Linked DNA regions of Homo sapiens: region 2 is linked to region 1. Evidence: chromatin contacts called from ENCODE Hi-C or POLR2A ChIA-PET data. All regions are on one chromosome and are shown on one strand. The core of a region is the stretch at or near the end of the contact, and the rest is flanking DNA. Distances in the headings are between cores, read along the strand shown.

What was found. A loop is a pair of places that touch in the nucleus more often than their neighbours do. ChIA-PET counts read pairs that join two places held with the same protein, here RNA polymerase II (POLR2A). Pooled maps may share reads with other maps.
Region 2: a loop to region 1 is called in a map of Right ventricle myocardium inferior, with 3 times the contacts of the local background. The contact joins two enhancer-like sites. A Hi-C loop is called at or near these places in 1 of 168 maps with a recorded cell type or tissue (Right ventricle myocardium inferior), 1 of 37 single-sample maps with no recorded cell type and 3 of 50 pooled maps. POLR2A ChIA-PET finds 5 or more read pairs at or near these places in 2 of 52 experiments (CD4-positive, alpha-beta T cell and WTC11).

The regions. Positions count from the first base shown.
Region 1 is chr11:30,356,497-30,362,225 of GRCh38, reverse strand. It overlaps LOC102723403 (a long non-coding RNA gene), which reads left to right. Exons shown (of 4, transcript XR_001748162.1): 1 at 1-435; 2 at 775-981; 3 at 1,655-1,738; 4 at 5,325-5,729. Among named protein-coding and RNA genes, the nearest start is that of ARL14EP, 36 kb to the right of the region's middle. Within about 2 kb of position 3,407, at least 2 of the 41 ENCODE cell types and tissues checked have a DNase peak (open chromatin) inside an H3K27ac peak, as active enhancers do.
Region 2 is chr11:30,420,382-30,426,110 of GRCh38, reverse strand. All of the region lies in intron 4 of MPPED2 (metallophosphoesterase domain containing 2), which reads left to right. Among named protein-coding and RNA genes, the nearest start is that of ARL14EP, 100 kb to the right of the region's middle. RefSeq lists an enhancer at 2,708-3,208. Within about 2 kb of position 3,515, at least 4 of the 41 ENCODE cell types and tissues checked have a DNase peak (open chromatin) inside an H3K27ac peak, as active enhancers do.

The DNA of each region.
Region 1 (5,729 bases), core at 2,158-4,657:
TGAAAGGACCTGGCTTTTGTGTGAATGAAGGAGAGGTGGGTTTAGTGAATCACTGATATTCATTCATTTATTTATGCACTCATTCAGTTAGTATTTATTGGGCCATTACTACATGCCAGGAATTGTTCCAGGCACAAAGGATACAGCAGTGTATAAAATACTGTCCTCATGGAGCTTATATTCGAGTGGAGAGACAGGCAATAAATGAGATTGGAAAAGTTAATTATATGATATGTTAGGAAAGAGGATAGAAATTGTTTGGCAGGTGGGAGAGGTTGAAATTTTAGATAGGATAGATCTGGAAGTCTCTATCGAAGAGGGACAATTAAGACTTGACTTTGCCATGTAGGCACTGAAGGGCAGTCCAGATGGAGGGAAGAGCAAGTGCAAAGGCCCTGAAACAGAAATGTGCCCAGAATGTTCAAGGACTCACAGGTAAGCCAGTGTGCCTGGAGGAGGCTGGAGAAGGAATTAAGACATTGGGTGAGTGGTTGGCTGGTGGCCTGGTGATGAGGGATTATAGAGACTTTGTTTTTACTCTAAGTGAGATGGGAAGCCTTTAGATATCATTGTTTTGTACACTTTAAAGTAATCTTTGACAAGAAATTGTGGAAGGTGAAATAGGAAATATAAGAGTGTCTATCTAGGGGGTATAGAGTTGAGAGTGGAAAAATGGAAAAAACCTGCTTTTCCATGTCAACAGGTCTTACCCAGCCAACTTCCAAATTATTTCCATCTTATTTTGAAATAATTCCATCTTATTTCCACTGAAAGATCTAACTTGGCTGAAGGCAAGGCTTCGGGGTCAATAAGGAGAGCTGATTGCAGGACTATGCATCACCATCTGATTACCTGGGTGTGCTTCATGCTCTCGTGTGTGTGTGACATTGTCATGGATGCAATGTTCTCCTCAGAACATGGAATTCAACCTGCTGTCCTCTCTCAGTAACAATAATGAAGCTTTTAAAGCATCCCTGAAAGGTATGTCCATTTCTTTTTCTCCTTAAATATGATTGGGAAGTGATTAATTAGAGTGAGAAACAGACAATAACTCAAAAGAACAAAGTGGTATGGGTAGGGACCATAGTTTGGTCTTATGGCTAAAGAGTGATTGGACAAGTTATTGAAACAAATTTCTCTATGTCTTAGGGAATTTGAATGTTGACTTTCTTGGTGAGACTATATCAGTGGTATGCATTTCATAATCATCTTTTATTCTAGTATTATGACTCAGATTTAAGGTGTATCTTTTATTCATGTCAACAAGTATAAACACATGCTTGAATGTTTTTCTCCTTTAGTCCAAGGTGATATTAATCAGAATTCATTTCAGATAAAAATCTCAACATGCACTTGAACTCAAAGGTGAGAGTGCATTCCATTCTGTTCTCACTTTATGGAGCAACTCTTCTGCCAGCTCTGGCTTGGCAACTTGACTCTTTTGCAAAAGTTGGTTCTCAGGAGCTCCTACAGAGTGGAAAAAAATCCTTGATCCCAGTCTTAAAGATAAGAGGGATTAGCTCCTTGGTGCTTCATAAGGTTTGTGACATTCGAGGCGATTCTGTGAATTTCAAAATTTTAAACCTTGTTTATGTTTTGTGAAAGTAAAATTTAAAATTGTTTAATCCAATTCTGCTCCTTCTATTCATTTCAGAGTTATCGTGGAAGGATTTGCTAAAGGACCAAAGACAACTGCCAACCTCTTCAAAGGCAATTTTCCTGCATCAGTGTCACACAGGTAGATTGCTTGGGACTGCATTTATTCATTTCCCAATTTTTTTAAATCGTACTTCACCTTGGATTAATTGCTTGACAATGTCAATCCATTTCTTTGTGGGATCCCCAAATGGGAATTCAATCACTGCCTCTGATCAAGTGGGGAACCTTCATCTGCTTGGGATGACAAAGATCTGCAGTCTCCTCACCCAGCTACCTGTTCATCAGTTAGTCCCTTTGGCAGAATCATCCATGCCATTGGAACACTTGGGGATAGCCTGCCTGATTAGTTAAATTTTTCTTTGTCACCTCGTGAGCCTGCCTTGTCCAACTCTGTAACTTTGAATGTGAGGAAAAACTGGCTGTTTGTGTAAACATAAATGCCTCTTCACAACTGAACACTTTCCACCCTTGTATTAGGATGGTGTGCATTTCCACTGTTTGCCTGTTACTGTCACCCCACAGCTGCTCTGGGAAGCAATGCAGAAGGTTCCCTCCCTGAGTTCTCCGACCACAGTGGACGACTCCAGTGGCTTCAAGAAACATCCATGACAGTACTGGGGATCATTCGTTGGTTTCACAGTGTAGGGCCTGGTTTGTGATTCTCTCTAATGGCAGACCAGGCCTCTGGACCAGAAATGGGGCCATGGAAAGTGGCATGAAAGGATCTCAGCAACAGGAATAAACAGATTTGGTTCTAGCAGTGCTTGTTTCATTAGATATTTCAACCTGCTTAAGTGGAGAAATAGTAGACTTGAACCAATTGAAAAAACCCAGAACGATACACACCAATTTGCTGAGTCCTGAAAAGAATGCAATTCCAAATCTATTCATCTACCGAAACCATGACCCAAACCAATATCACCACCAAACCTACCCACCCCACCAAACACACACTCTGAGAAGGGAGAGAGGATGCGGAATAAGGACCAAAGGATTAAAGAAGAATGTCAAATAATTCTGCATAGTAAACCTGAACTAAAGTAAAATTATATCAATCCTCCTTTTCCCATCAAAGACTGAGCATTCTGGTTAATGAAATAATTTAAGGTACAGTAATTTGCTTTCACGGAAACACAATTTTCCAACTTATGAGTAACTTATATGTACAGTGGGAATCAAAGTATCCTTTTAGTCTTTAATAAACCAAGCATTATAATGAAGATAGTGTCTAAACAGCTTTCTCCTTTTAGTGGTCCGCACCAAAGAAGATAAATAGATGGGCTTAGCTACAGAAAGGCAGCCTCCACAGACAGGAGGTGAATGCATCCTTCTTCTGCATGTGGTGCTGAGAATTGGGAGGGCTTGCAAACTTCACCGGACAGGTGTATCCTTCTTTTGCTCTTCACAGTTAAGGATCTGGAACATTCCAGCTCCTTGGCAGCAAGGAAGGTTACCAGATGTAAAAGAACGCAAAGGGTATCTCTGGAGGAGAAAAGTCTTTCAGGCTCTTGGGACTCTTTGGACCCTTGTTAGAAATTGTGTGTACCCTACTCTCCTGGCCTGAGGAAGAACCGATGCTTGGCGAAGGCTGAGGTTTAGATGTATGGCCACAGTGGCTTTGCAGCTCGTTTTCTGAACCAGTCCAATTCGGAGGCAGATCGAGATTAAGCTCAAAGAGAAGAATTTTAGGCATGGGATAAAACTTAATTTTCCTGATGAGAGAAATGAGAGCTAAAGTGAGAAAGTGCTAATGAAAGATTCCAGGCAAAGAAGGCAGGGCCAGCTGCCAGTTTACAAACTGAGCTTGGCAGACAGACAGTGGAGCTCTGACAGGGAGTTTCTCTGTGCATTTTAGAAGAAGGCAGAATAGATCTAAATGCAGCCAACCTATTGATTTATTCTCTTTGTACTGGACATGGCTTTTTATTAAAGAAAGCAGATATTCAATAGTGTTAACTAGTAATGGGAATTGACTTTTCACTAATTGCACAGACCTTGGCATTAATACACTTTAATGGAACCTGGGCTCTGTGTCCCTCAGATCAATCCCGAAGTTTTTCTCTAACTCTTTCTGGTCAAAGGATATGAATGGCATTGTAACCGAGGAGACCTTTTTTAATCTTTTTTTTTTTTTTAATTCATGGAATGAATAGGCTGAGGAACTTTCTTTTATTCCAAGAGACCAGAGAGAGGGGTAGTTCTGTGACTTCTAAAATACATAGAAACTTTGTGGGTCTGAACTGACTTTGGAGCTTGGTGTTGGCAATTTAAAATTCAGTTGTGAAGGCTGGAAAAGAGTTTAGCTTCCCATGCACCTGGCTGGGTCCTGCCCTTGCTGGATTTTCTGAGGCAGACGAATCACCACTTATTTATCATTCATTTGTTAGATTTATTAAAAGTAAATAGGATCCCTGACAGCTGCTGGGCTCATATGCAGACCTGGAGCCAAGGATATGAGAATATGGGTAGCCCTGGCAAACCTCTACAGCAGAATCTGACCTCACCAAAGGGAAAGTAGCATGGCATACCAGATCCTGCCATGGACAAGGACATTCCTGAAGGCCCCAGGATGGCAAATGTCCCAACTCCAGTTCTCCAGGAATTATTGTCAGATTCTTTCTCCAGCCACAGAATATTAGGAGGATCCTCTAAGACAATGATGCTTCAAATCCAAAGCATGAGACTTTGAGGTTCTCAGGGAGGATGTTTGTCTCTTATTAATCTTTGAATATGACAATTCCTGGAGTCAGGGCCAGACAAACCCGGTTTAATTTATAGTTTTACCTCTTTCTAGCTTGGTGGTAATAAGTCAGTCTCTGTGAGCCTCTATGTCTTCATTTGCAAAAAAGAAAGAAAGAAAATAGAAACACATGATTCAAAGGGTTGTTGAGGGATTCAAATAAAATACTGTATGTAAAGCTTTTAGCTCATTGAGGGCTCCTTCAGTGAATGGTAGTTATGATTATCATCATCTTTGAATCCTTCGCACTTAGACATTGGGCATTTTGTAAATGTAAGTTCAGTGAATGGGTTCATTCTTTGATTCAACTAATTTTGTGCCTGTTACATGCCAAGCACTATTCTGCAGTGCACAGACACACCTCCTGACCTCATGGAGTGTACAGTTTGGTGGGAATACAGGAACAGAGAAGTAAATGAATGGATAAACTGTCTGAAATTTAATTTTGGATAGTAATAAGTTCCATGAAAGATATTAAGCAAGATAAGAGGATCGAAAGTGATTTTGTATATGTTTGTGTGACAGAGAGAGAGAGAAAAAGAAGAAAGAAAGAAAAGAAAGAAAGAGAAAGAAAGAAGAAAGAGTATAGCAAGTGAAGGTCTATGGGTGAGACAAATGAATAAATATAAACAGAGATTTCTTCAGGTACTTATAATGCATCTGCCCTACTTGTTTTAATACCTTTGGCCAAGTGTTCACTCAACAACATATCTCTGTACTTGATGAACTCTTGTGCTGTAGTTTCTCTTTACCTAGTGAGGTGAGATAACTCCCATTAGGTGAGTGTCTTTATTTGTTTTCATCCTTGACCTTGGGTCCTTTTTCCTAAAGTGTCCCCCACCTCCATCCCAGGACTTCATCTCAAAAATAAACATAAAAGGCAGGAAAATGCCTCCCTTTTCATATCTGACTTCTGTACTTCCAGGCTTGCCTTCCAGAAGTGGACAGCCATGGATTCAAGATGTGTCAAAATTGGAAGGAGCTTTGTTTCTATTTGGCCCTGAAAAGTGTTCCACAACTGGACTGCCATATTGAATTATTTTCAGCAGTAGAAATTCTTCGATGGCCCATTTCAGACCAGCCTCTAATTTGAAAGTAATAACATTTGGGCAAAGCTTAGATGCACTAAGTTGCTGCCGAGGGCTTGGTGGGCTTTGAGGTAATTGGTTTTACTCAGTTGCTGATGCTTCACTTGGACAAATGAGAAATCAAACTACAGCTCAGTTTGCAGAAAAGCCCGTGTCAGCAGTTTAGTCTGACTACTATTTCAGAGCTTGTTATATTATTGGCAATAAAATGCAACTAATATACTGTTAATTAATATTGCATC
Region 2 (5,729 bases), core at 2,266-4,765, 64 kb before region 1:
ATTTGGAGATGGATAGTGGTGGTGAAAGTAATCGGAAGTAATGGCAAAAACCGCAGTTACTTTTGCACCAACCTAATACTTACTGCTACTGAATTATAGCTTAAAAGTGGTTAAAATGGTAAATTTTGTGTTATGTATATTTTACCACAATAAAAAGACTGCCATGAAAAAAGGAAAAGAGAAGACAAATATCCCTTTTCTTTACGTCTACTTCTCTCCATCTGTTAAGCCTCCCTTTTTCTTTCAAACCTGGATGATGGGAACTGTGAGATTCCTCTTTGAAGAATTCTCACTGCTGAGGATTGGACATTAGTGCAGGTCCCACTGGGGGCTGCTAAGTTCACCGCGTTTCCTCTCCTCAGGGTCCCAGGGCTGAGCAGGACCAGCCCTTGTTTTAACTGAAGGCACCCTGGTACCTTGTCCTTTGATTTCTGCAGCAGCAAAACAAAGAGCCACTTATGTAAGCACCAAGTCATGTCCAAAATCTGCCTCACCTGTCCACCAAGACAGAAGTCCTGCCATGATCTTTCCTCTGCCTCGTCAGGCTCTCTTTGCATGATGGATGGGCGTCATGTTTCTTACAGCCATGTAGAAGGAAACAGATTGAAAATATTCCCCTTCCTGCTATGAACTTGTTTACAAGATTAAAGGCAGGTATGCTTGAGAGGGCTGGGCGGACACTATAAGATTATTTTTAATAATTCAGAGCACGCCAAGTTCGAAAACTGGTCATGTTGTCTTTTGTTTCTTGGTTTCTACAGTAAACTCTGCTTACACCACCTCCTTTCCAGCAGAGGAAAAGAAAATCGGTAACAGAGGCTTAATGCTGACACTTGTTCTTTATTAGTTACAAAAAAGGGACACAGCGGGTGTGTTTGTAAAGATGTCCACGTGTGCTGCCTGGGTTTAAGAAGCCCCCATGAGTAGCTCATGGGGCTCAGGTGACCACCTCAGGCACAATTTGTTCCTTTCCTGTCCATGACACACAGACCACATTATTCACCCAGGCCTGCCCTTTATCAAAACAATATCTCTTTTCATCCCAAGGATCTCATAACGAAAGACCAAGCTACAAAGTCGTAGTGAAGAGATGGGATCAGACAGCTGGTGAGAGAGAAGCCAGCACTACCCTTTGGAGGCAGCTGGGCTGGTGGTTTGGGCTAGCCAGGCTTCCCAAGCAGCTGCAAAGGGGTGGAAATCTTGCCCTGATGTTAAGTTTTCCTTCCCTCTCCTAGCGATGTCAATTGGTGTGTGTGTGTCTCTTTGCTGCACAAGGTGTGAAGTTGCTCTGTGGGCTAATGCAAGACATCTTTTGAATTGTGCAGAAGAGGAACTTCCAGGCTGCCCAGAGGAGGGACTTGGGAGTTGGGGGTGGGGTGGTACATGGCCTTCCTAAACAAAATCCAGAGCTAAGAAGGGAAAACGAGGCAGGGAGGGGAGGGAGCAGGGGCCAGGTGTCTGCCTTTCATCTGGATATTCAAGATGACACATCTGGTGCCAGGAAAACTGCTATTTCTAACTGACGGGGAAGCTTTGCAGTCAAGGGAGGGCTGAGCTGTCAGGTGAGCTAGAGATCAAGAATTATCATGACAGCTTCATGGCATGTGAAAGGCGCTGTGAAGTGCAGTATGATTTTAACCAGCGGTGGTTAAATTAGCTTCTCTTGGACCTGGTGTGATGTGCAGTCGGAGAGGGGCCGATGGCGGCTGGGAGTGCCAGGCGTGAAGAAGGTTGCAATTCAGAAGGGCTACCATTTAGAAAAGAAAGCGTATGTGAAAATTGGCTCCCGGTTTCTGAGTTTTGCTTAATAGAGGTGCCAGGCAGCAGTGATGGCATTAATTAGTAGCTTGTCAATTCCTTCGGTGAACCTCTCTTCACCCCCTATTATAAATATTCCAAGGACCCAAAGTAACCGCTTGTCTGAACTTCCCCAATTTAAGATCTTGTCAAAATCTGACCACCTGTACTAGCTGGCTAAGCAGCCTTGACTAACCGTTTTGCCCTGTGCTCTTGCATTCCACAGGATTGTCCATGCAAGACTGAGCCAGTGAGGGAGCGAGCAAGTGAGCGAGTGAGCGAATGGCTTTCTGAAAAACTTCCACTCAAAAGTGAACTGAGGAAGTACCTTTTAATAAGTAATCAGCCAGAGGAAATCAGGCTCTGTCTAGCCATCTAGAAATGCTTGCCTATGCATTGGGGACTTTCAAAAGTCTGGAGCAGGAGGGTCTATGATTTGATGGACCATGGCTTGGGAAATTCTAGGAAGAAAAAAATAATGTGAGCAATTCTCTCTGTGTATGTATATATGTACACACACATACATGTATGTGTTAATATATATCATATGTAAATTAAAAGCTGTACATTAACCCTCTGTGCCAAAAATTTTACAAAAGTTCATTCACTTTATCCACATAGGCAAACATTCTGTTTTTATTTGTAAAAACTGAAGTCCAGAGAAGCCAATAATTGGCCAGTCTGGAACTTGAACTTGGGTCTGTTTGACTCCATAATCCATGCTCTTAACCGTTGCCTTCAAAATAAGAATGGCTAACTTTTAAAGAGCCTGCAGGTGCTCGTTACGCTAACTGGCACAGCCAACCTGCCAGCTCCTAAAGTCTGGGTGCTATGTGATCTTTGCACTTTCCCCTTCACAGCTTCTGTGCCAAATCCGAGCACAGCTGCCCCAAGGCTTCCAAGCTGTAATCCCTGCAGAAGGTGCCCAGAAGACTATAGTAATAAGAACCCAAGTCTTTTTGATGCAGCCAGCTCAGGACCTGTCTGTGCATTGAAAATTTGTGGACGTTGATTTGTAACACCAGGGCTGTGACCCTGAGTAGCCCACCTGAGGATAACAGGCACCAACTTCCTGTTTCCAAATCCTGCTTTCCTAGGACGCACCCAGCCCCCACTGAAGTTTGTGGGGGAGTAAATTGCTATTCACCTGTCCAAGCCTCCCTGGATTTATGGCTTGGCACCTCCCTTCTGCCTGCACCACCGTACTGTGTACTGCAAACACAGATGACCTTTTCAGCGATTTCGTCCTAACTTGCTTCCATAAAGAAAACCTGTTTTGTATTGACATTGTTTGGAGTAAGTTCTGCCTATGTTAACTCCCTTAGCCCCTGCCCCTGGAATTTCAGCCCAGGGAGGCCAAGTGCTTACAATTTCAAGAGCAAGGGGGAGGGTGCTTTGAAAGCATCCCCAGCTTCCATCCATCTGAGTCTTTGGTCCAGTGGCTTCAGGCAGATGGAGTTGCTCTCCTTCCTTCTAGTTTTCTAATCTCTCCCTAGAAGGGGAGAGGTTGCAGGCTCAAATTGGCCCACTGGCAATAGGGTGCTTTGTGGGACATTTTTTTACAAGTTGGTTCCCATGTGGTATTTGTTAGTCACAGCTAATTATTAAGTCCTTTGGCTGAAGCAATAGACATTGTTCCCTTGGATTCCCTCCTCCTCCTTTCCCCCCTCACCCCCATTGCTACACAACAAAACCCATTGTGGGGCTCTGGAGGTTGGCTGTGCACGTATTTTCCAGTGAACCCCTGATGGGCTCACTGCTGGGGTTTCATGTTTCAGGTTGAAACTCAACTGGATAAAGCATTATTCATTGGCACTGACACATTCAGTGTTCTGCTCTGTGTAGATATTTCTCTCACACTAGACTTGGTCCCTCACAAGCAGTTTAGGTAATTCACTGAGAGCAATTCACTGCAGTTACTCAGAACATGGATAATCTGCACAGAACTATAAAATATTAGGATTTTTAGATATGGAAAGATCATCAAGTGCCAGCTTTGGCCAGCTGTGTTCAGAGGTGCAGGTTGGAAAGGAGGAGGGAGCTGAGTGAGTAAGCAGGCTCCAAGTTCCTTCTTCCCAGTCCCCACCTTTGCATTTGCCTGCTTTGTGCATTGCATTTCTGCGTAAGATTTCTACAACCTAAAAGCAATCTTGAAATCCAGTAATTGAGTCCACTCTCATTCATTGCTCAGGTGAGGAAACTGAACCAGTGAGGACCTTTTGCTAACCTAAGGTTCAGGTGAGCCAGTGAATTAATTTCAGCATGAGAATTAGCACACACATCTCCCCACTTCTGTATGCCCCATTTGTTATGCCACGCTGAGATAATTCTGGAATCCATCAGTGGGCTGCTTTTTCCATTGCCTGCCACTGTCTTGTGGAAAGACCTTACCTAGAGGATTTAGAGGACTGGAAAGCCCCCAGAACAGCCATATCATACTATGTTTTTACTAAAGGCCACCTCGGTTGCACAATTCCATGGCACCTCTTGGAGCTGTACAGTACACAGACTAAGATTCTGTATGGAGCAGCCTTACTTTTACTTTACATATATGAGAGCAAAAACTGAAATTGTGCTAGTAGGTTTTGGTCAGCATTGTGCAAGGGAAGAACCCAGGCTTTGGAGCCAGCAGATCTGGGTTCAGATCTTGGCTCTACTACTTACTGGTCCTGGGAACATGGACAAGTTACTTGATATCCCTGATATTCAGGTTTTTAACTAAAAATAGAGCTGATAATACCTACCTTAAAAATTGCTGTGAAGAACTAAATCCAATAACTTACGTAAAAGCTCTAGGTAAAAGCACATCAAGGCCATGATAAATGTTTTTTTTTTTTTTCCTGGAATATAACTGCTCTTCTTCTCATACACATATGGATCTGAGTTGAAATAAAAGACAGACATTGTTAAACTTCATCCTTAACTTGGAAACTTCTGGATTTTGTCACAGCTTAACATTAACCAAATGAAATTTTGGGTCTCTATAAATATAGACCATAGGTTTGTCTTATCTTTTACAGAGCACTTATAAAACTGAGGATTTCCTGGGGGAATATGGCTGTGGGGTTTTAAGAGAAAATTCTGCAAGGGAAAACAGGAAAGACTGAAAAATTTAAGCCCTGTTCCTTTGCCTCTGGAAGCCCCTGGGTGTCCTGTGGGTTCAGAGATTCACTATCCTCGCTGACAGCAAAATCAGATCTCCTCGTTGTAACAACTACCTGAGTGTGCTTGAGACTTGTTAAAATCCTTCTTTATTAGACGTCCAGATGAGAACCATAGGCCCAGAAGCTTGTTTTCAAAATCTAGCAAAACAGATGCTTTTGCTTGTTTTTCTCTGTCTCTCTTTGTCCAAAATGCTCACTGAGTTTTCATTGGGTTTCGAAGTTGCCTTTTTGTTTTGTTTTTACTTTTAAAACAAACCTTAGAAGAGGGTCACTGTAAAATAAAGGGGAAGGATGGGCATCCCAAATGAGAAAAGCTGTATTTTAGACTCTAATAAAAATGTTTAAGAACCTGAAGGTGAGGAATCTTAAAGGACAAGAGAGAGAAAGACTGATTCTTTGAACTCTAGAAGGGTCTACCTGGCATTATCCCCAGGCCTCCAATGCCAGGTGCCTCCCAAGCAAATTGAGGTAGGAAAGAGAGCACTACCTTCTCCTCTCTAAAAGCACTGCATCTAGCTGAGCAAGGCGGTGTGGCTGTGTTGACTGACCATGTGCCATATGTCAGCTGAGGCCCAGGGCCACTCCCAGGTCCCTGCATTTTATAGGCAGCTCAGACGTTGTAGGTACTGTACCAATTTTCTATTTCTGCTCTATCAAGTCACAGCAACTTTAGTAGCTTCTAACAACACATATTTATCTTACAAGTACGTTGGTCAGAAGTCTGACATGGGTCTCACTGGACTAAAATCCAGGTGTCAGCAGGGCTGC